Linked DNA regions of Mus musculus: all the other regions are linked to region 1. A link is a loop called in an ENCODE intact Hi-C map of the cell type or tissue named here. Cell type or tissue: heart. All regions are shown on one strand.

The links. Hi-C counts contacts between places; a loop is a spot of excess contacts. Peaks named below come from ENCODE experiments on the same cell type or tissue, not always from the same donor. Only the 100,000 strongest peaks of a DNase experiment are listed, where the experiment ranks them.
Region 2: it touches region 1 in a loop (2.7-fold over the local background); 7 of 42 quality-filtered maps call a loop at or near these places.
Region 3: a loop joins it to region 1, with 2.8 times the contacts of the local background. A loop is called at or near these places in 9 of 42 quality-filtered maps.

Annotation. Positions count from the first base shown.
Region 1 is chr17:86,915,290-86,923,289 of GRCm38, reverse strand. It overlaps Tmem247 (transmembrane protein 247), which reads right to left and starts at 5,942. Exons shown (of 3, transcript NM_030104.1): 1 at 5,709-5,942; 2 at 4,704-5,039; 3 at 923-1,104. The coding sequence starts at 5,825. The coding sequence ends at 923. In heart, a CTCF peak has its summit at 4,339 (motif pointing left); no DNase peak of the experiment used is centred here.
Region 2 is chr17:87,005,400-87,013,399 of GRCm38, reverse strand. Pigf (phosphatidylinositol glycan anchor biosynthesis, class F) reads left to right here. Exons shown (of 6, transcript NM_008838.1): 5 at 4,489-4,597. Among named protein-coding and RNA genes, the nearest start is that of Pigf, 16 kb to the left of the region's middle. In heart, a CTCF peak has its summit at 4,241 (motif pointing right); no DNase peak of the experiment used is centred here.
Region 3 is chr17:86,989,205-86,997,204 of GRCm38, reverse strand. Rhoq (ras homolog family member Q) reads right to left here. Exons shown (of 5, transcript NM_145491.2): 3 at 2,482-2,646; 4 at 2,106-2,201; 5 at 1-300. The coding sequence ends at 145. Among named protein-coding and RNA genes, the nearest start is that of Rhoq, 30 kb to the right of the region's middle. In heart, a CTCF peak has its summit at 4,121 (motif pointing right); no DNase peak of the experiment used is centred here.

The sequences.
Region 1 (8,000 bases):
CATTGGGACTACCTAGATAACCCAGCCTCCCTTTCCACAGCAAGGTTCTTTGAGCATGGCTCAGCACTGTAACTGTAGTGGCAGGAATGAATATATTCTAAACCCAGAGACATCTGTGCTCCACCCCTTTGGCTGTCAGACTCCTGAAACAACAGACCACAAGAAACTGAGATTTCCCTAGGAGTCTCCTATCAGGAGACGAAAGCTGAAACCTAGGCCCAGCTCAGGAGAACTTGTCTCCTGGAGAGAGAATTCATACAATTTTCAGACCTTGTAGGAGAGACTAGCTAAGCCAGGGATGATGGGCAGGCAGGGCTGCTTTGTTGTGTACAGCCTTGGCTCTCTATGGAAATCTACCCTTTGTGTTAGGACCCCAGAGTTGCCCCTCTTTCTGGTGTAGCCACACTGAACACAGCCCCCCTCTCTGTTTTTCACTATTGCCTAAGTGGCTGGAGGAGGGCATGTGGCAGAACTCAGTCTGTTAATGCTTCCAGGATGCAGGCTCTTAAATAGCAGCTTTAACAACAGTTTCTTTTGTCACGTGAAGCAACAACTTCAGGATTCTGGGGGTTGGGACAAGGACATTTTTGTTGGGGGAGGGGCTCATGTCAACCTCGCAATTTAGAGGAGAAGAAAAACCGGTGTGAACATGGGATGTGTTGGGATCCAACCTTGGTCACGGATGTGACTCTGACTCTGGAAAGGTTTTCTGGGCCCTCCTTGATTATCTACCCTCCCTCAAACCTGCTAACTTCTGAAGTTCTCCCATGGGGAGGAGACAGGGGTCCTGGCTGTGCATCTCCATGCTCAGGTGTCCACAGCTGGCAGCTGTGCCATCGAGCCGGGTTTCGATGGGAGGGGAGGGGTTTGTGAACACACAGATGGCACTGTAGGCGATGGACGAAGCAGCGACACTTGGAAGTAGGACCACAAGGTTTTAATCAAGCACAGCAAGATGGCTGCCAGACAGAACAGGTAGTGCTTGGAGAAGAGAAAGAAGACCGTCTCCTTGGCAACGTAGATGATGTGGATGAAGATGAAGCAGTAGAAGAACATGGCGAATTGGTTCTGGGGGAGCAAGAGGTCCTGGAGGCTTCCTGAGAACTGTGGGAAAGAAGAGAGCAGAGCTAGCAATACCACAGCTGGACTCAGTCCTGTCCTGAACTCTGGGGTGACCTCATGGAAGTCCCTGTGTAGTGAGACCTCCTTCCCAAGAGCACGAGGAAGGAGAAAATAAAGGAAGATATTTCTAGTGAGATCACTGGTGCATTTTCTCTCTTGGGCTTGTGTTCTCCCTTGTGAGCCCAGGCACTAGGCCACCGAGGCCCTTTCTCGGCTCCATTTTGCCCTGGGGTTACCCATGTGAGAAAGCTCTCAAGGACTTGCAGGTTTTTCCCAGATCTGGGCTCTGGATCTTAGAAATATTTTTTGGATATTGTTTCCTCATAGGCTAGCTTTCTGGACAGTGGCACTCTGAAGGGGCATGCCTTAGCACAAGTCCTCACGTATGTCACATGGTTAGTCCGTAGCCCTCCACCCTTGGGTAGAGGCTCTTTCCTGGGGCAGATGGTTAGAGTGATGGGCCCTCTTGACTCCACGGGGTGTTGGGGTTTTAGACAGATCTGATTGTGAGTTGTTCTTTTCTGAAGTCAATAACTGGGCTCAGACCGACCCTATTTTAACTGTTATCCGTGTATGAGGCAAAAACTGATATAAACATTTTAATCTGAACTAAAGAACTTGGCATGGTTTCTGCTCTACAGTAGTTTTTAGGATGTCATATTTTTAATGCTAAGTGGCAAGGACTGAGATGCCCCAAACTAGTGACAAATACTAGTCCAGATAAATTCATTATAGTTAAATTATTCATCCACTCATTCATCTCACTTTCTCTTCTCTTTCCCTCCAATCACTAAGAAAAAGAGATTATGGAAGGTTCCACAACCAAGCCAAGGCCCCAGTTTCACCCCCTTTTAGTAAATGAATCACAAATAAAACACTTTGGTAAACCATTCCCAAGGGTACAGACTTTGAATACATTATTGCTGAAAACAGATGCAGAAAAAATGAGAAGGCAACTATATCAAGAAACAAAGCTAAGGAGGGGAGAGTGATTTCAGCTATGTGGCTGCCACGGAGGACACCCAATGGAAGGCCGGAGTGTCCAGTGTCCTCTACACGGGGCGCTCTGTGGTCAGGGCTCCATGTTGACTTCCACCACACTCTCCAGCCTATATGTTGTTAGCCTGAATGAGGAAGGGAAGCCATCATGGTGGTGTGTGTGTGGTGTGTGTATGGTGTGTGCGTGTGTGTGTGTGGTGTGTGCGTGTGTGTTATATGAGCGTGCACACACAAATACATATTTGTAGACTTTTTCAAAACACTTCTCATGGTCTATCTTTTAAAAAGGCAGAAGAGTCAATGCTAAGGATTTTCCTTTCATCCAGCAAGGAGAAATATTGGGAGATGTGGTCCTTACAATACTGGGACCACTTATTTTCCCTGCTAATCTGACAGGACCTAGAGTCACTTAGGTGACAATCCTCTAGTGTGCCTATGAGGTTATCTAGATTAGGTTAGGTTAACTGAGATGGACAGACCCCCTCCCCCCAACTGTGGACAGCATCATCAGGTGGGTTGGGGTTCTGGACTGAGTTATCTGAGCGCCTGTGACTAAAGCAGTGTGACCAGCAGCTGCCTGCTGCTCCTGCCGCTGTGACGACTGTCCCCTGGAACTGTGAGCCAAAACTGACTCTTCCTTAAGCTGCGTTCTTCAGGGACTCTGTCGCAGCAACCAGGCAAACTAATAAAAATACCATGCCTGATTTAAATAGTTTATGGCTCAATTTTTTTCTTGGACACTGACAAAAATCTAAGAACTTGGAGAATTGGAAAGTATCAGGAATGTATGAGTATTCTAGAGAAAGGCAAATGTTTTCTAGATATTAGAAGAAGGAGAATATATTTCAGATGTTCTAATTCAGTAAGCTTGGCTTGGCTCAGTGATTTTTTTTTATGTATAGTAAGCAGGTATCTGTGCTTTTTTTTACAAAAAATTTTTTTCTTATGAAAGAATAATTAGTAAGCCATCATGTGTTCACGGAGGACAAGTCCTGTCAGACCAACCTATCTTCTCTTTGAAGAATTGACCAATCAATAAGACAAATGATTCAGGTAGTGCAGTTCCTTATTCTTGGAAGCCTCCCGACACAGGGCTCAGGACAGGTTTCTTGGGCATGCTGCAGAACTGTGAGCAGGAGAGAATGTATCGGTGCGGCACTGATGGGTGGAGCCGCTGATAACCTGCAGTGAGATCTGCAATGGGATTTAACTTTAGGTCACACCCTTCTCAACAGTTACAGCCGTAGCTGAGATCATGACAACCTTCTCAGAATCCAGGCTGACTCAGAGCTGGGAAGTGGGGCTGATGCATCATATCCCAAGGAGACCGAGAAGTGATGAATGGAAGTCGTTGCACTCGGGTCAAGCAGTGAACTGCGTGAGTTCATAAAAATGGTAATAGCTAGCGATTACTGAGCGCTTATCTCATGTGCTGGTCCACTGAAGAGCAGCGTCCACGCACTCCCTCTCTCATCCTTTACAGTGACCCATGAGACAGGTTCTACTTTAGTGATGAGCAGACCAAAGCTCGAGGGGGAGTAGCAATGTGTTCAAGGTTAAGTGGTTTAAAAACAAAATCTTAGCGCCTGAGTTTTTTTACCCAGAACCTATGACTTCAGAGACCAGGAGGCACTTCTTTTAAGTGGTGACATCTTTCATCACAGGGTGTTTAGAATAGTCTGGCCACAGTGTTAAGTACCCCAGGTGGCATTCCATCCAATTTTTCTTTTAAAACAAGGTCTCACATAGCCCAGTCTTGCCTCAAACTTACCATGTCACCTTGAACTGATTATTCTGCCTCTACTTATGTTTAGTTGATGCTGGAGACCAAACCCAGGGCTTCATGCATACTACTCAAGTACTCTGCAGACTGAGCTAGACCCCATCCCTCAGATGAGCACTCTTGTCTCCATGTAGCATGGTAGGGGCTGAGCATCTATTTCTTGTAAAGAGAATGTTGCTTTGGTTGGTTCTAATAAGTAAGGTCATGTGTCCAACAGAGAAAACGGATAAAAAAAGGATAGGTTTCTGTTATCATTCAATAGTCAGGCGACAGGAACGACTGGCACATCTTAGAAATAAAAGTACTGGAAAGGGGAGGGAGAGATGGCTCCAAGGTTACGAGGGTTGGCTGATCTTCCAGAGGTCAGTTCAGTTCCCAGCAACCACATGATGGCTCACAACCACCTACAATCTGGTGCCCTCTCCTGGCATGCAAGTGTACATGCAGGCAGAACACAGATTTATATATAATAAATCTTAAAATAACTTTTTAAAAACAGTGGCGGAAAGCCTGTCATAGTATGAGTATTGGACACGAAGAGACCATCAAAAGGGATTCTGGGTAGAGGATGTGGTTTCAGGATATCTTCTACTCTCAACTCTCTTTAGAGGCTTGAATCTAACATAGCAGGGAAGCTAATCACAGGGGCAGTGGTCTCAGGCCATCCTGCAAACCGATCCAGGCACCAGTGGGTAGAGGCAGCTACATGATGCTCACCACCTCTCAGCCAGACCTGGGACCAGCAGACAAGATGCATAGCCAAGCCAGTACAGCCACAGCCCAGAGCCCACTCTGCTACCTGGTGAGGCAAAGCCTGCTGCTGCTGCTGCTGCTGTTGCAGCTGCTCCATCACTTCCTCATGCTGCCTCTGCCGCTCGTTCTCCTGGTGCAGGTACTTGAGGAGCGTCAGTTCAAACTCCATGCGCACCTTCTCCAGCTCCATCGCGTTGCGGTGTTCTGTCTCCAGGGGCAGGGGCAGCTCTACGGACTCCAGTCCAGGTCCATCGCCAGCCTGACCCTTGGCGTTTGGGCCGGACTTTGGAGGCAATGACCTAGGGGGCCCCGGACAATCTCTGTCCTCACAGATCCCGTTCTCTTCCAGGGTAGGCAGTTCTAGTTTGGGGACTTCTGCATCCTGGGATGGAGAAGAAGTGGGGTGATAATGGGGGAGTCAGTGTGGGGCTCCCTACAACCACACCCTCTGCTCCGAGCTTCAGGAGCCTGGGGTGTGTTGCAAAGACTACCTAGACGGGGTGTTTGCTAGAAGTGTATATAACAGGGGAAGGTGAACTCCCATGAAGGGCGAGTGCCCAAAAGTTGTGAGGCATTGGTGGATCAGGAAGGTGTCTGCTCAGGTCTACTCTTTATCACCCTGGAGGTCATTTTCCCATCCCCCACCCTTCACCTAACTGTCAGACAACAGATCTTTCAGGAGCTCCAGAGTGAGGAAGAAGCCCAGGTGTTGAAAGAACCAAGCAACACATATATATGTATATGTTTGTTTGTGTGTGTGTGTGTGTGTGTGTGTGTGTGTGTGTGTGTGTGTGTGTGTGTGTCCTGTCCACAGAGGGAAGTAAGGGCCTCAAATGAGAGACAGAGACAAAGTTTCACTCAACCTTACAATCCTGTAAAGTTTTTCTGGTTCCCGGTGTCAGCTGGGAACCAGTTATAGGGATATAGGGGACACTGTTCTTCTTGTCAACTGAATCTTCTAGCACATGTGAGCAGACTCTAAGGCTTAGAGCCCCTTACCCCTGACCCCCAGTGGGATGGATGGGGCAAATCAAGAGAGGGGTCCTCTTACCAAAGAGGCCTTTGGCTTGCCTTCAGGCATGCTGTCAACAGGGGCCACCTTGGAGAGTGTGGGGCAGCTTTCTCCTGCCCCTCGGGCTTCCATCACCTCCCTGTCCTCCATCGCCATCCAGATAACCACCGTGCTGCGGACCAGGGCCACAGGACATCTTTTAAGACAATACCATTTGGCTTCACCAGGTTCTGACCACCATCACAATCCCTATCCTCATAATGGCCACATTCCAGTTGCCAGGGCACTTTTGGGAGAGGCTGTGACACCTTTGAGGAGTCTTGGTGAGGACAGAAGGTGGAGGGGCAGCAACATAGTTCAGCGGTGTGGACACCTGCGGCAAGTCTGAGAACCCGAATTTAATCCCCGAGGCTTACACGGTAGAAAAAGAGAACTGATTGCCCACACGCACGCTGTGGTGTGTGTGTGTACAGCACACACCTCCAAATAAATATATGTAATAAAAAAATTACCCCCAGTGAAGGCTGGGCTCTTACCCACAGGGCTTCGTGAATACCAGAGCGCCTCCTAATGGTGCCGGAATCCAACTGTGGAAACCCATTCTCCTGGGCTCTCCTTTAAATAGAGTGAGTTTATGTTGGGGTGAGTTTGTTTCCTCTCCCGACCTTAAAGTCTTACCCCAATGCCTCAGAATGTAGCTGTATTTGAAGGTGGGATCTTGATGGAAATGACCGCCTTGAAATGATGTCACGACAACAGTCTGAATCCAATGTGACGAGTGTCTTTAGCAGAGGGCAGCAATGAGCCAGAGGGAAGACGGTGCCGACACAGCGCGACAAACCTTGGGCTGGTTCCCCTGGGGAAACAGAGTGACAGGTGACAGGAAAGAAACGTGGGAATCAGCTCGAGAGGTTATAGAGGTGAAAAAGCCCACAGTCTCATTCTCCGTTCTATCTTGGTTTACTGAAGATCTCGGTGGACGAGGCCCACTCACACTGGGTGGGAGTCTGCTTTTCTTACTCCGTTTCCTGCAAGGTTAATGTCTTCTAAAAACACCTTCAGAAATAGACCTATAAATTACGGCCATTCAGCCGACGAAGCACCCTAGGGTTGGCCCAAGTCATGTTGAGCGCACAGCGAATGACTACAGGCTGGATCAGAGCCTCTGTCTCCGCGTTGTAAAAGACTGCTGCTGCTTTCATCCTAATGCCTAGCCTTCCGAACACCGACTGTCAGCATCAGCTGGTTGAGCCACCCGATCCAAGAAATCCTCTCCCTGGGGAAGGAGTATGACCTGACCTGCAAATCCCAGGAAGAGTGTGTAGTGGAGGAGAGGATGCCGGGAGACCGGAAGTAGACTTTGTCTTCTTTGGGTTTATAAAAACACACTTAACAAAACCCTTTCAATAGATGGAGTCAGGGTCACAGTGTGGAAGGAGAGCATGCTACATTTGAGTCCGGACTCGGTTGTTATTATCAGCTGTGTGACCAAGAGAATTGTTCTATGAATCTGATGTTTCGTGCCTTCACTTATGGATGGGAAAAGTGAGAAAGACAACTCACTACAGTGCAGTACTAACAAAGGAAATGATGTATTCCATACAGGACTAAGGAATGATTGCCACCACAATTAGTGTAATAATGGTGGTGGTGGTGATGGTGATGATGGTGGTGGTGGTGATGATGATGATGAAGATGATGGTGCTGGGACTTTGCTATGGCGTGAAATAGAATTCAAATCTACCCTTTTGGAGCTGGAGAGGTTGCCCTGTTAAGACTGCTCTCACAGTTTGCTGCTTATGCAGAGGACCTGAACTTAGTTCCCAGCACTCTTGCCGGGCAGCCCATACCTTCCTGAAACTCCAGTTCCAGAGGATCTGCTGCCCTCTTCTGGCCTGCGTGGACACCAACAAACCTGCAGACACATGGTGCATAAGTTAAAATCTGTAAACAACTTCCTTTCTGTGTATGTGTACGTGTAAAGTATGATGTGTGTGTTTACATGCATGTGTGTGGGTGTCTTTCTACATCACTCTGCACCTGATCTATGGAGGCAAGGTCCCTTACTGAGCCAGGAGTTGGTTGGTTTGGATAGTCGGCTACCCAGATTGCCACAGGGACCCCCTGTTTCTGCACCCAGGCTATGACTCTCGGGGAGGTGGCGGGGGGTGGTGGGGAATGCCCGCTGGATAACCATCCATTTCCATCCCTGCATGTCTGTTCTTGCTCAAGAAGGTGGCCATCCGTGGAGTTGCATTAGTTAACCACTAATTCATTAATGACGCTGAGAGCGTCATTTCTTCTCTCTGGATGCATCTGTCACCGCCCGTG
Region 2 (8,000 bases), 90 kb before region 1:
TGGTTATGCTGTAGTATAGACAGCGGGTGCTTCTGGTTATGCTGTCGTATAGACAGCGGGTGCTTCTGGTTATGCTGTCGTATAGACAGCGGGTGCTTCTGGTTATGCTGTCGTATAGACAGCGGGTGCTTCTGGTTATGCTGTCGTATAGACAGCGGGTGCTTCTGGTTATGCTGTCGTATAGACAGCGGGTGCTTCTGGTTATGCTGTCGTATAGACAGCGGGTGCTTCTGGTTATGCTGTCGTATAGACAGCGGGTGCTTCTGGTTATGCTGTAGTATAGACAGCGGGTGCTTCTGGTTATGCTGTAGTATAGACAGCGGGTGCTTCTGGTTATGCTGTAGTATAGACAGCGGGTGCTTCTGGTTATGCTGTCGTATAGACAGCGGGTGCTTCTGGTTATGCTGTCGTATAGACAGCGGGTGCTTCTGGTTATGCTGTCGTATAGACAGCGGGTGCTTCTGGTTATGCTGTCGTATAGACAGCGGGTGCTTCTGGTTATGCTGTCGTATAGACAGCGGGTGCTTCTGGTTATGCTGTCGTATAGACAGCGGGTGCTTCTGGTTATGCTGTCGTATAGACAGCGGGTGCTTCTGGTTATGCTGTAGTATAGACAGCGGGTGCTTCTGGTTATGCTGTCGTATAGACAGCGGGTGCTTCTGGTTATGCTGTCGTATAGACAGCGGGTGCTTCTGGTTATGCTGTCGTATAGACAGCGGGTGCTTCTGGTTATGCTGTAGTATAGACAGCGGGTGCTTCTGGTTATGCTGTAGTATAGACAGCAAGTGCTTCTGGTTATGCTGTAGTATAGACAGCGGGTGCTTCTGGTTATGCTGTTGTATAGACAGCGGGTGCTTCTGGTTATGCTGTCGTATAGACAGCGGGTGCTTCTGGTTATGCTGTAGTATAGACAGCGGGTGCTTCTGGTTATGCTGTAGTATAGACAGCGGGTGCTTCTGGTTATGCTGTAGTATAGACAGCAAGTGCTTCTGGTTATGCTGTCGTATAGACAGCGGGTGCTTCTGGGTACAGACAGGTGAGGCTGTGCCTCTTAGGGACTCTTCTGGTGCTGTCCTTGTTGGAGGTGGCAGAAAACGAGAGCTTCCTTCCCTTGTGCCTTCCTACCCTGATTACTGAGAAGGAGACTAGGTCACTGTGGTCAAATTAGTCTAATCATCATATCATTAACATTCTGTGGTTAATTTACTATTGCATGCTGTTATCACATTTTCACAGTTGTAAGTAAGGTGATATTTGTTTTAGCAAACTTGAGCAAGGGGCTTTTTGTTTGTTTGTTTGTTTGTTTTTAACAATTGAAAGTAATGTGAGGTACATCTTCGTTTCAGCAAAATTTAAGCAAGAGTTGCTGTAAACTAAATTCTTGAAATAGAACCCGGGATCAAAGGCAGCTGGTTGACACTGTCCAACTGAGATCTAATACTAAGATTCTAATACCGCTCCATAGATTTTTCTCACCAACACAACAGCCGTTCTCCGACTCATTGTCAGGTCTCCTTGCTTTTTATGAATCTACAGGGCTGCTTCCTACTGGGCCTCTGCCAAGGGCGCAGACGGTACCATAATAGCTTCATCTGGTTTCTGAAGGATGCATAAACCCCGGCCAGGATTTTTTTTAAAGTTTGAATCCTGGATCCACCATTTACTACATTTAGCTGAGTATTACTATTGAGTCACAGAGAGAGCATCTACCTTGTTCTTCTCCATTCTTTCCCTCTGACTTAGAATTTTTTTAAAAAAGGCATAAAATAACATCCAAGGTTGAAAATACAGATTCATAATAGGAAAAAATAGAGCCAGTTAAGATGGGAAGCGGCACCAAAGCGAGTTTACTTGTCGTATCTGAGCAAACAGTAGCCAAGACAGCTTGCCCATGGGAAGAGTGAGCGAGAGAAACAGAAGTGGTACAGCAGCCAGGAAGGGAAGGTGGGGCTGCAGCAGAGCAAGAGGCACAGGAAGATGAGTAATGTGATGTGGGAGAAAACGGCCCTGCTCAAACCAGGCAAATCTCACACGGTCTACCAGAAAACATGCTATTATGCAGATTAATTTAATAAAAAGAGCAAAGATGAAAACATCAGCCAAAATGAAGACCAGATTGCAGAATCAATGCCATAAATTCAGAACCTAAACCACATGTATAAAACATACATTAGAAATATCCAGAAGCAGCTGAGTAGTGCACACATTTAATCCCAGTACTTAGGAGGCAGAAGCAGGCAGATCTCTTGAGTTCAAGGCCAGCCTTGTCTACATAGTGAGTTCTAGAACAGACAGGGCTAGGCAGAAAGACCCTGCCTCAAAAACAAAACAAAACAACAAAAGAAATATCAAGAAGTATAAAGCAAGTTAGAAAATCAAATTTTAGCATGAAGGAAAGGTTTGATCTAATCAGAATGAATAAGGGATACAAAAGGAGTCAGGGAGGATAAAGTCCTTAGAGAACATGAGATCCAGAGAAGAGACAGAGGAGGATAAAGTCCTTAGAGAACATGAGATACAGAGAAGAGACAGAGGAGGATAAAGTCCTTAGAGAACATGAGATACAGAGAAGAGACAGAGGACAGTCGTTAATGTGCTCCTGTGGTGCAAGGGAAGTTTAAAGAGAGTTCTGACTGAAAGTTATTTATCTTCTAAGTGGCTCATTATGCCAAGAAGATAGTAGAATGAATGAGGGATACAGAGGTGAGGACACTGTAAGAGTAACACGAGGGGAAGCGTGGAAGAAGCGGAGTGGAGAAGATGTAATTCCCCTAACAGCCTCACTGTTTCAGCTGCCCTATGTTGGAGCTGTCTGTCTTCTCAGGGGCTCCCTTTCCCACAAACTTCCCAAAGGCACGGTCTTATCCAACAGTTATAAGTGCAGAGAGAAATGAAATCTTGAAATATAATACATGAAACATTTTTTTCTATAGGGTATAGAAATTAGAGGAGGAGACTTCATTCTGATTTTAAAGCTATGTAAGTTATTTTTAATAAATATGTTTTCTTAAAAATACAGGCTACAGAATTTTTATAGTTTTATAGATCTTTCTTTCTTTCTTTCTGTCTTTCTTTCTTTCTTTCTTTCTAACGTTTATTGTATGTAGGACCACAAACACTCATGGATATGCCAAACAATCAAAATTGAAGTCAACCTCGTGAATATTTGTACTTTTTACTTTAATAAGCAGAGGTCGGTTACGAATGTGCTAGAATAATGAAAGGACTGTGAAGGGAATTGTTTCTTGCCACCAATGGCTCTGATCACATTGTTAGCTTAATTAAAATCCTTCAGTGGTTTCTGTAGCATGACTTTAATGCAGTCTTAAGTCTACTGCATTGAGATACCATTTCACACTGGCTAGAATGACTATAATCCACAGATAATTAGGAAGATGTAGGAAAAATGGACGCTTCACACATGACTTGAGAAAATCAAATGTTTTGGCTACTTTAGGAAACTATTCCTCAAATGATTAAACAGCAGGTGACCTGGCTATTTCTTTCTAGGTATAATGCCAAGAGAGATGAGAACACATGTCCCTACAGTGATTTGTACATAAATTTTCCTAGCAGCATTATATCTAACCCCAAAGGGCAGTACAGCTCAGATGCACATCCACTGTTGGCTGGAGGAGTAAAATCGGCAGTATCTATACAAGGATGTGTGACCCACTGGTACGACTGGAGTGTCAGCACACACATGCCACACCATAGAGGAATCTTGGAAAGAGTATTCTAAGGGAAAGAAATCAGTAAGAGCATTCGTGTCACAGGTGCCCACTTACATGAAATACTCAGAGCAGGCAAATCCAGAGACATAAAATAACTCGGTTGCTTAGGGCGATGGGAAAGAGAAATGGAGACTTATTGCCAATAGGTGAATACTTTCTTTTTATAATGATTATAGTATTCTAAACATGATGCATTTAATAGGGAAAATACATACGTACACACATTTCATATATGCAGTTATGCATAAGATAAAATTATGTGCATTCTGGAAAGGCGTATAACTTGAAATGGCAGTTAGCTGTGGGGAAAGGACTCAGGAGCTGTGATAAGAGGATATGTTTGTTGTTACCGTGCTGTTTTGTATTGTTTGCCTTTCACAGTGCACATGCAGTACCTTCCCAGAGGAATGACATTTGCATCTTCAAGGTTCTGTCATTTTTTTAAAAAGATTTATTTATTATTATGTATAAGTAGACTGTAGCTGTCTTCAGATGCACCAGAAGAGGGCATCAGGTCTCATTATGGGTGGTTGTGAGCCACCATGTGGTTGCTCATGCTGAACACAGGACCTTAAGAAGAGCAGTCAGTGCTCTTACCCGCTGAGCCATCTCACCAACCTGGTTCTGTCATTTTGAGCTGATTATGTTAAATGAATGAAAATTATATGTGTAGCATCAATTTGTTCAAGTGCTTGTGTGGTTTCTAGCTCTTAACGACATAATCTGCCAATGACGTATGTGTTGTGTCTTGCAGAGTTACATCTATTTGGGAGAATAGTCTTCAGATCACTACAATTTCTAGTTTCACAGGAGCGTGGCTTGGAGCATTTCCTATTCCACTGGATTGGGAAAGACCGTGGCAGGTTGGTTTCAAAGACTTTAACAAAATGCGTGTTGGCCCAGCAGTAGGAAAGCCGGTGAAGAAAGCTGGATGTGATGCAAGGTATTCATTGCTGACAAGATGAGGGAAGGCAGAGCAGTCTAGGTGACAGCTCACGGGACCTGACCCAGTGCCATAGGCGCCCATGTTGGCTGCCATCTACTATCCAGCTGCTTCTTCTGTATGCAAACGTGAATGCTTCTTTTTAAAACTCTGTGTGCGTGCGTGTGTGTGTGTGTGTGTGTCTCTCGTATGCATGTGTGTACTTATGTGTGTGCTTATGCATTTATCGTGTGAAGGTTAGAGGTTGGCATCCAGTGTCTTCTGTGGCTCACATTTTCATTTTGAGACAATCTCTCACTCTGCTGGAGATTACGTAGCTAGGCTGTTTAACCGTCATATCTCTGGGATCCTCCTGTCTTCACCTTCTCGCACTGAGATCACAAATGTGTATCACCGTGGCTTTTCACATGGCTGCTGGTGATCCAAACTCAGGATCTTGCAGAGCAGTCACACCCTGGCCCCTGTTCTTAAACTTAGCTTATTTTCCAATACATGCAGAAATGCTTCTCCTCCTCCTCCTCCTCCTTCTCCTTCTTCTTTTCTTAAGTTATTACACTTCTAATCTTAGATTGTATATTCTTATCTAGGTTGATGGCCACATTGAATACTTACCTTGAAATATATTAAAAAGCATATTGCGAAGTAATTTTTTAAAAAAGCTTTGCCACGTCTTTATTTATTTTATGTGTGCATGTCTGTGGGTGCATGCATGCTAGAGTGCGAGAGTGGACATCAGAATAGGTTCTTGCCTTCCACCAAGTGTGTTTTATAACCAGCAAGCAGGTTATTGGGTTTAGCAGCAGGTGCCTTTACCCACTGGGCTGTCCTGTCAGCTCCCAGCATAATTTTAAAAATAAAGGCAAGTGATTTGAGAGGAAGCCTGACAGTACACTGACAGTACACTGAGCCATACCCCCACCTTTGGTGCTTTGACGCAAGAGCTCATGGCTTAGCTCACAACCTTGAGCTTGTTCTGTCATCCAGACCGGCCTGAAACTTAGGCCCCTTACTCCTCCTTTGCCATTGGTACAAAGCTCATGTGTCACCACCCAGCATCGTTATCTCAGTTTTTAAAATATGGTTGTTTTGAGACAGTATCTTAGGTAGCCCAGGCTAGCCTTGAATTCATTTTGTATTTGAGGAAGGCCTTGAACTCCTGATCCTCATACTTTTTGTTCCCTAGTTTTGGAAATTATAGATATATGTTAGCATGCTCTAGTATTTTCTGTTGTTGTGATAAGCCACTGACCAAAAGCAGCGTAGGGGAGGATAAGCAGCTTTATGTGGCTCACACTCCAGGCTGTGGTCCATCAGGGAGGAAGGTCAGGGAGGAACTTGAGGCAGGACCTTGATGGAATACTCTTTGATGTCTTGCTTGTTTCTAGGCTTAAGCTTAGCTAGCTTATGGGATGGTGCTACCCACAGTGGATGGGCCCTCCTGCATTGATTAACAATCAAGGTAGCCCCCACTGACATGTCCATAGGCCAGTCTAAACTGAGAAATCCCTCCGTTTAGTTTTGCTTTTCTTCTCAGATGACTCTATGCTGTGTCAGGTTGACAATTAAGACTAGCCAGGGCACTCCATACTTTGTCAACATAAGCACATCACTGTAATACCATAACCTTTCCTTTTTTTTTGTCCCCAAAATCCTGTTTCATTCATTTCTAACTGTTTTAGACTGTGCTTCTTTACTCTATAGTTATTTATAATGTAATAAACCTCACTGTGATCATCTCCCTTACTGCCAGTGCTTTACTGTAACGCACTGATAAGCACACTTGAGTCTACAGCAGCGTGAGTTTTCCCTGACACTTTCTCCTAAAAAGAACAGTGCTATTAAAAATGAATGTGCTTTTTTCCCAATATGAAGAGAATGTTTTTCTTGTCTCAAAGAGAAGATATATTTGCCTTTTACATTTAAGCTGTGTTTGTTAATAATTATAGAAAGTTACAATTAGCTTTTTTTTTTCACCTACTGGGTGAACACCATCATTTCTGTTCTGATGGTAATTTTTGCAGCCCATTCTCCATCCGTGCTGTTCATCATGTGCGTGTTTTTAATGCGTTTTCCTCTGAACTTTATATTATGGTGTTATTGTGTATTAGTGAAGAATTACATAACTGGAACATTAATTTTCTTAAACCATTTTTAATGAATGGGCATTTAGGTTGTTTTCAGTTCTCACTGGTAGTAGCATCAATTTTAAGCATCCTACTTAATCATATATCCACGTTTGCTGAAATCGTAAATTCCTAGGTAACAGATGGGTGGGACTGAATCTTTGATGCTCACTGACAGGACCTGAGTTTTCAGGTGAGCAGAGTGCCTGGTTTTAGGTGCATTTCTGTGCCTCACTTAGACGCTGTCTCTCCCACAGGGCTGCGCTTTCCTTTTGCTCTCAGTCAGTCTGCAGTCTGCCCTTTCTGACTGTCATGTGCAGGTCTGGGAAGGTGGGGGGACTGTGGTGGTTCTCTTGTCCTTGTGGAGGCTTTAGTGCATGAAGCAAGTCCGACCCCCACTTGGTGATCTAGCTGGCATCTCGCTTCATTCGACTGAAGAGTGCCAGCACTTAAGTTATTGAAAAGGGCACAGGAATTGTTTCGGACTACTAGACTCATGGCTTTCAGTTAGTATAATTAAATCTAAATAGAGAATGAGCTTTAGTGAGTTGATAAAATGTCAGTTTGTATATACATTGCCTATTTTATTGCATAAAAGTTTGATCTTACACGTTTAGAACGTTCTTACAAGATTACAAAAGTAGAAACTGAATTGTGGAAAGCAGATGTGCTGACTAAAGCATGTGTTTTAAGTTTGCTTAGAAGACATTAATTACAGTTCAGTTTTCCATTTTTAGATTATTTAGGCTTTTACTACTAATTTTTCTCCTCCAGTATTTACTTACAATAAAGAGTGAACTAGATTTAAATTAACATCTGATTTTTAAAACACTGTAGCTTTCCCTTGACTTATGGCATTGGGAGAAGGTGTGTCTTTGACGAAAGCTCACTTTGTAGCCCAGGCTTGCCTAGAATTCTGTAGGTAGCCAAGGCTGGTCTCAAACACTTGATCCTGTTTTCAGCAAATCCCATGTCCTGGGATTGCAGGCATGGGCCATCATGCCTGGCAGAACTGACTTTATCTTTGAAAGTGTGTGTAAGCATGCCTGGTACTGCACATGTAGAAGTCCGCTGACAGGCCTCAGTACCACTGCATACACCAGGCGAGCCTGCTCTTCTAGCTTCCAGGGATCTCCTGTCTGCGCTCCCATGGCCTAGGCTGGGCAACTGTGTGCAGCTTTCTGTGAGTTCTGGGGATCA
Region 3 (8,000 bases), 74 kb before region 1:
CAATGAACTCTGTAGAATGCTGAGGACAGGTTCCCTCCCTCCTCAAGTTAAACTGCTTCACTGTAAGAGGTCAGGATAGCGCTGTAGCATTTCAAATGCTTTCTGGGAGAAATGGACAGTTTCCTTGGCCACTAAAGATGTTTCTCACGTAATCAAACAACAGTTTATACATCTTGATCCTATTCTTTTTTTTACTGTGTGTTTCTTTGGAGTTAAAATGGCTATGATAGCCTCATCAAACACAGTCTTCAAACCCTTCTGGGTTAAAGCTGAACACTCCACATAGCAGCATGCACCTATCTGGGAAGGAGGGAAAAAGCCACAGTTACATCAAGGTTTTATACAACTCAGTAACAACACGTTAAAAATATAGCTATATAGAAAGAACCTTATTATGCATCTTCACAATTCCCAGAGGGAGACGGTTGTTAAAATACTAGTGTATGGCCTTCTGGATTTCTTTATGGAAAACTCATTCATCAAATATTAGATAATCGATATATGTTAAGGTCCTGGGGACATGTCAAGGTGTCCTACTGTGTGGCCAGAAAAGGTATACAGAGTAGACACTGGTGATTGCTGGGACAAAGAGCAGCGGGAAACAGGAGGAGGGTGAAGGCCGAACAGTGAGGGGTCCTGAGGAGTTCAAACCCGAGACTGATGCGGGAGATGCTTGCCATATCTAAGATGCAGTTAAAAAGCCAAGGGTAGGCAAGAACACTGCTTTCCCTGTGTAGACCTTAGTCGTTTCCTTGACTGGTTGACTGTCAGGGTTGCTGGGCTGCTCCATCCCTTAATTTATCTCCCTGGCTTCTTCAGTCTACACATTCCCTTCTGGCACTCTAAACTCTGTGCTCACTCCTTTACGGTCTCCTAAGAGCACGGTAGGGTCTTAACGTGTTCTACTGGGTTGTTAGACCTGCCGAGTAAGAAAACACAATTTCTTTTGTTTGCTGGCTTGCTTTTTGAGACAGTTTCCCTATGTAGCCCTGGCTGTCCTCAAACTTACTCTATAGACCAGCTAGCCTTGAACTCACAGAGCTCCACCTTCCTCTGCCCCCTGAGTGCTGAAATTAAAGGCCTATGCCCCTATGCCTAGCTAGAACACACAGTTTCTATTCTTTCTCCTTGGAGTTTCCTCAGACTTGGTGACTTCGGATGAATGTTCTTAGCACTTTTCCACTAGGGTCTATGCCATCTTCTGATTAAATCATTTTATGGTTAATGCCCTACACAGCAATCTGATTACTAATATCCAGTGTAATAGCACGTATTTATGTACTGAGATAACCTGCATTTATAACTTTTGCTTTTATGCATTTAGAAATTACTCCTTTCTCCAAGATTATAAAATCAACGCGAGGAATTCCTGGAGTTGGTGAAATCATTTCTCTTTCCTTGGGGAAATGCTGTCCTCCAGAAAGTTCTCTCGCTTCTTCCTATCTCCTCATAACACAGTTTAAAAGACCTTATTAGATTGCACTTACACAAAAATCCTACTAAAGCCAAAACAGGAAAAATAAAAAAAGAATTAGAGGAATTCAGTAATCTTATAGTCAGTCATATGAAGTGGAAAAGAATCTACCTTTGGGGTAAGGAATAATGTAAATTTAATTAAAAGGCATTATATGTATCTAAATATTTTGTAGAAAACTACCCATAATTTTCTCTGTAACCATAGATTTACATTGTTACCTAATGTCACTTCAACTGCACCTGCAGGCGTGTAAGCTGAAAGCAGAGCCTAATTTGGCACAGTACAAATGTTTAAATAATTAAGAAGGATGTGAAGTCTCCGCCTCTGCCTCGGCTACCTCCTACAGGTGCCTTTAAAGTCATAGTTGTCAGCTTAGCACAGGTGGACAAACATTCAAGCTGGAAGCTCAGCTCTGCCATTTTTTACTGAAAAGTCTCTGGCTCCTGTTACTTAAAGGGTCCCATTCTTTCTTGTCTACAGCCAGGGAAGCAGACCTTCCTCGTGTCAGTGCAGAGCTGATGGGGGTCTGAGAGAGAAACACTCAATAGGGCTGGGACCTGAGGCACAGCAGTGCTCTAGCCTAGCCCTCATCTTCACATCTGCGTTAAGCCCAGCAGGGATTCATTACCTCTTTTGCTAGTTTCTGTCCTTGTTCCACACAGACAGGTTTTTCTTTCATGTCATTCAGTCTTGCTAAAGTTTTGGGGTCATCTCGGAGATCAATCTAATTAAGAAAGATCAATAATGTCCTATAATATGTATTTTAAAAGAAACCAATGCATATAGTCCCATTTAGTCTTCACATATTAAAAAAATACACAAAATAAGATTTTAAAGATACAAATACAATTTGGGGGAATTATTTTAATGTAGAAGTAGGAGAGGAATTGCCCATTTGAAACTTACTTAACACATCACTTGCTAGTCACAGGGTCTTGCTTGAGAGCAATCCCTCCTAGCTAACTATAGACCTTCTTAAATGAGTAAAATCAAAGCAGACACACCTGAGTTCCTATTAACAAGAAGGGGACGTTTGGCGCATATTCCTTTAGCTCTGGTACCCACTCTTCCTTTACATTTTGAAACGAGGCTGGATTTACCACGGAGAAGCATATGAGGAAGACGTCAGTCATGGGGTAAGATAAAGGCCTCAGACGATCATAGTCTTCCTGTGGGGGGGGGGGGGGGGAGGGAAAGTCATTATTTATACTTACCGGTCCACAGATTAATAGCGATAACTATGTTAGATTACAGGGTCAAAAGAACAACCAGGAATGTATCTGTCTCTCTGTGAAGTGAGGTGATTCCACTTGGCTTTGGTTTTCTTCCTTTTTTTCAATAATAATTTAAAAAAATAATACAATTAACAAATCAAATAAAAATGAAGAAAACAGAGGGCTGTGGTGCACACTGCTATAACTCCAGCATTCTGGGGGCGAAGAGAGATGAGGAATTCAGTCAGCCTGGGCTACACAGTGAGATCCCATAGCAAAACATACAAAGAAACACACACACGGGGGCAGGAGGCAATACACTGTGACTCCTGTAGCTCTCACTGACAAGTCTGCACAGAGAACCGAGGCGGGCTCTACACTTAAGTATTCTACTATAATAACATACACTGAAATGTACCGCAAGTATTACAGTAGTACAGGCCTTGACCAACATGGTCTCATGGACTTCATCCTTAAAACTGGATGACTCACATACAGACATGGAAGGAAAAGAACCTGTAAGGACGGACAGCCATAGTAAAGATGCTAGGCTTTAAACTGGGGGCTGGAGTGCGGGGCAGTGCCAGGGTTTGTTGGTGGTGGTTTTGGTTTGGTTCTTTGTTTTTTGTTTTTGGGTTTGTTTGGTTGGTTTTTTTTTCATGTATACTCCCAGAACTGCAGACATTCTTATAGCTACACATGTGATCAAACGATGCCTTCTGCTCTGTGACTACCTTGTGTGGTCTGTCTTGGCAAACTTTCCACACCCACCAAAATATGCTAGACTGTTGTATGGGTTAAACAGCTGCTTCATGACTCTCTTCCTGATAGGTGCTTCAGTCGCTGCCACAAAATGCAGCGACTAACTCATTGTGCATGGACTGTTTTACGTGACACAATACATTCTAGCAAGAGAATGGAGTCAGGGGTCCATTTCTGCCATGGCTGGAGGCGTCTGGTTTCATGGAAACTGGTTTTGGTATAGACCACCTTCTTAAATGACCCACTTCACTACTAGAACAATATAAACATGGAGCTATGAGAGTAATTTCAAAGATGCATTTAGTTTCTGCCTCATTATTTTCCTACTGAAGTACATTCCTTTCATGTCACCTGACACTTTTCTCACCATAATTTTCAATTCCAGCAACTCTCATTTTCCTTGCGAGGGATCAGTTCCAAACTCCCTGTGATATCAAAATCAGCAGCCGCTCCAAGCCCCTTCTTTAATATGGTGCTGTTACTTATATGTAACCTAGACACCCTTGTATACATCTTAAATTGCTGATACATTGTTTATAGTACCCAGTAAAACACAAAGAGTTGTCTTATTATATTTCTTAGTGTCCTGGCTAGTTTTTTTTTTTTCAAACATTTATTTATTTTTATTATATGTAAGTACACTGTAGTTGTTTTCAGACCCTCCAGAAGAGGGAGTCAGATCTCATTACGGATGGTTGTGAGCCACCATGTGGTTGCTGGGATTTGAACTTTGGACCTTCAGAAGAGCAGTTGGGTGCTCTTACCCACTGAGCCATCTCACCAGCCCTCCTGGCTAGTTTTAAGCCAGCTTCACCAAGCTAGGGTCACTGGATGGGAGGGAGCCTCAATTAAGAAAATGCCTAAAATGGTGCTGTTGGACATTTTCTTAATTAGTGACTGATGGGACCATCCCTTGGCTGGTGGTCCTGGGTTCTATAAGAAAGGCTGAGCAAGCCATGAGGAGCAAGCCAGCAAGCAGCCCTCCTCCATAGCCTCTACATCACCTCCTGCCTCCAGATCCCTGCCCTGCTTAAAATCCTGTCCTGGCTTGCTTCCGTGATGAGCAGCAATAGTAAAATGTGAGCCAAATAAACTCTTTGCTCCCCAACATGCATTTTGGTCACAGTGTTTCACTGCAGCACTAGAAACTCTAAGTAAGACACTTGGGAAATAAGAGCAGGATAAAGATCTGCACATGCTATGTATATTTTCACTAAATGTTTTCAATCCACAGTTGGTTGAAATTTCATAGTTGGCTATGAAATCTGTAGACACGAACGAAGGGCAGAGTGTGTAAAGTGGAACTTGTTACGCAGTGTGTATATCTCTCTCTGTGTCTCGTCGATTTAGTCTTTCCAATGACAATGTACTCTAGGCAGCTTTATTCATGTTGCTGACAGTAACTCTATAGTCAGGACAATAGGAAAATGCCATCCCCCACCTCCATGATCTTTATGTTTCTCCTTCCTTCCTTCTTTCTTCTTTTTTTTTTTTTTCATGTGCATGGGTGTTTTGCCTGTATATACCTAATGCCCACCAAGCCAGGGAAGGTGTCAGATGCCCTGGGTCTGTAGTTACACATAGCTTTGAGCCAGCATGTAGATGCTCTACAAGAACCACTATTGCTCTTAACCGCCAAGCCATCTTTCCAGGCCAAGCCTTTACGTTCAGTGTGGAAGTCGCTACTTGCATTTAACTACCTCTGTGCCCTGGGTTTAGAAGTCAGGCCATAGGCAGTAGTGTGGTTAAGTGCCCAGTTTGTTGCTCTTGTGCTGTCCTCCTTTAACTCCTTCTCCTACTCTGGTTATTTTCGGGAAGTAGTGAGGGACTGCTAGGGAAGGGTAAGAGACCCAGGGAGAAAGGAGGACAAGAGATGACCGTTGGGAGGGTGGATACAACCAAAATATAAATAACTGTATGTATGGAAATGTCACAACAAAACATGATTTTCAAGTATAATGTGTGGGGGCTGGCGAGCTGGCTCAGGGGTTAAAAGCGCTTGTTGCTCCTGCAGGGGACCCAGGTTCCATTCTCAGTCCCCACACAGCAGCTCCAAGCCACCTGCAACTCCAGTCCCAAGGGATGGGCCACTCTCTTCTGACCTCTGAGGGTACTAGGTACGCATGCGGTACACAAACATACATGCAGGCAGAAATCCCTACACGTAAAATAAATCTAAAACAAACTGCACAAACCTGTTCTGGAAGAGCAGCTGGAGGGCTAAGTAGTGTGCACTGAGTGCACACTCAGCAGCCTCGTGAGGGCAGGCAGCACAGAGGAGGGTAGGAAGGCAGCCCACACTTCACCACCCCATCCGCCACTCCAGGCTTCTGCGCAAACCAGCGTTTAGATTTCCAATTCTCACAGACACAAAACTACGGGGATTACCCCCCAAGATGACAAGGTGTGAATAAGGGGGTGCACTGAAGTGCCCAGCACCCACCTAGAGCATGGCAGGACTCCTACCAGCTCTAACAGACCTCCCCAACTCCCCAGCAATCCTCCGATGCGCCCCAAAGCCCCGTGCCCCTGGCTTTATCTCCCAGCAGCTATGGAGAAGTTTCTTTACTGAGAAATAAAATTTCCTACACTCTCATCAGAACACCGACACGACAGCAGAGTCTCAAGGGCAAATGCTTTCCTGATGGACAGGAGAACAGTTTGTCATCACGGAATTAACTGGGCACTTTGGAACGCAACCCGCTTAAGACAATTGGAAACAGGAAAGAAGTACATGTAGTTTTTAAGTGTGCCAAGTTGCATATTCACTTGTAGCCAAGTATACTTCATCAGGGAAAGAGAGCTGTGTGCTCCTTCTTTGGAGGGCTGCGAAAAGAAAGAGTAGTCGAACTCAAATTCCCTAGAAATGTTTAGTCACATTAATCCAGCTTGATTTCTTTCATAACCAGGGTTAATCAGGCCTCATTTTCCCCAGTGACAGACATGTGGACATGAGGGAGGACAATCGGATCAAACCTTTCTAGGGATCTATGCAATTGCATTTTTTTGTTGTTGTTAGAACAATTACATGCAGGGAGCTAGGGCCTTAAAAACAGATGGAAGTTGAAAGTTTGCACAGAACTTGTTGGAGTAAATGACGCCTCTTCAGCCTGGACCACCTAAAATGAACTGCTGCTTCCTGCCATCCTGGGCTATTTGAGAATGAGGTCTCTCCTGCTTTCATCCAACTGAGTAATTAGAAGGCTAATAATAGAGAGCAAATTATCCCTCGTGCATACTGTAGCCAGCATCACATAAAACTGCTTCTTCCCATTGCACCGTGTTTACAAGAACGCCAGGTAAGCCGGTGGGTCTTCCAGTAAGGAGAACTGCGGAGCCTCATCTCAGGCTAGAAACCACAAACAGAACACGTGAGAGTTTCACGTACCAGCCCTTACTTTTAAACGACCGAGTGTCCAAGTCAGAGCTCTCAACCAAGTCTCCTGTGTCCTCCTAATTAGCAAACCAATTGTATATATTAGTTTTAATTTGTAACGTAGGTGCTTAAACATTTAACTAGAACATTCATTCTCGGGAGCACAGCTAAGTGTCGTAAAGGGTAACTAGCCACCATCAAAATACTGAATTTCGTTCACAGGACTTTCGGGCTGCCAAGGGGATCCTCTAGCTTCCTACCAGCCGCCTATATACCACAGAGGTTTCCATTTTTAGAAACCCACATTCTGCTAGCTTATTGAGTGGGTTTTGCATTACTGAAAACCAGAACTGATAAAAATTATTATCCACTTAGCACATGACAAGAATCACAGACAAGAGAAGATGCGTGTTCCGAGAGAAAGAGAGACCATCAGGAATGACCGTGAGCTAAAGCGGGTGCCCTGTCTGAGACTCAGGCACACAGGCCCAGCCGGCAGGGCCATGGGCCTTCACCCCTCGGTGGGATTCTTATTCCCTGCATGCAGCCCTGGGCATTCCCTCCCATATGGCTGGTCTTTGAATCTGTTTAAAATCTACATCCAAAGTACAAATACCTGTCACTGATACTGGACAACCTGCCTCTGCTACTCCAAAGCCCTCAGCAAATACTTGTTCAGATTACACTTCATGAAGATGTCCTAAGGATACACACTCACAAATAAAGGACTTAACTGTGCCTTCTGGAGTTTATAATTTAGTTGGAGAAGTCAAGACATACATAGAAAAGGATGATCATAAACAACAACAGGACAGAGTAGAGGCTGGAACGGGTAAATAGATAAACTCCAAGCCAGATTCAACAGCCCCAAGGTGCTTGGGATCGCTCTATAAACAGGGACATGAAGAAAGGACACGACTCAAAACCCAATTTACCAAATATGTTCAAAACGTTCACAAAGGTCTCTTACAACAGATATATGTTTAAAACTCAGGCAATGATGTTTGATGAACAAGTATCTCACTAGGGCTTTGAAAACCAGAAAGCCACATCCCTGAAGGGATGAAACTATAGACTGCCCCACAAACACACAAAAAGTGAGTCCCAAGGTAGACTGCATGGGTGGGAGGTGACACTCAAATGTCAAAAGGCCCTGGCTCTTAGTGCATGG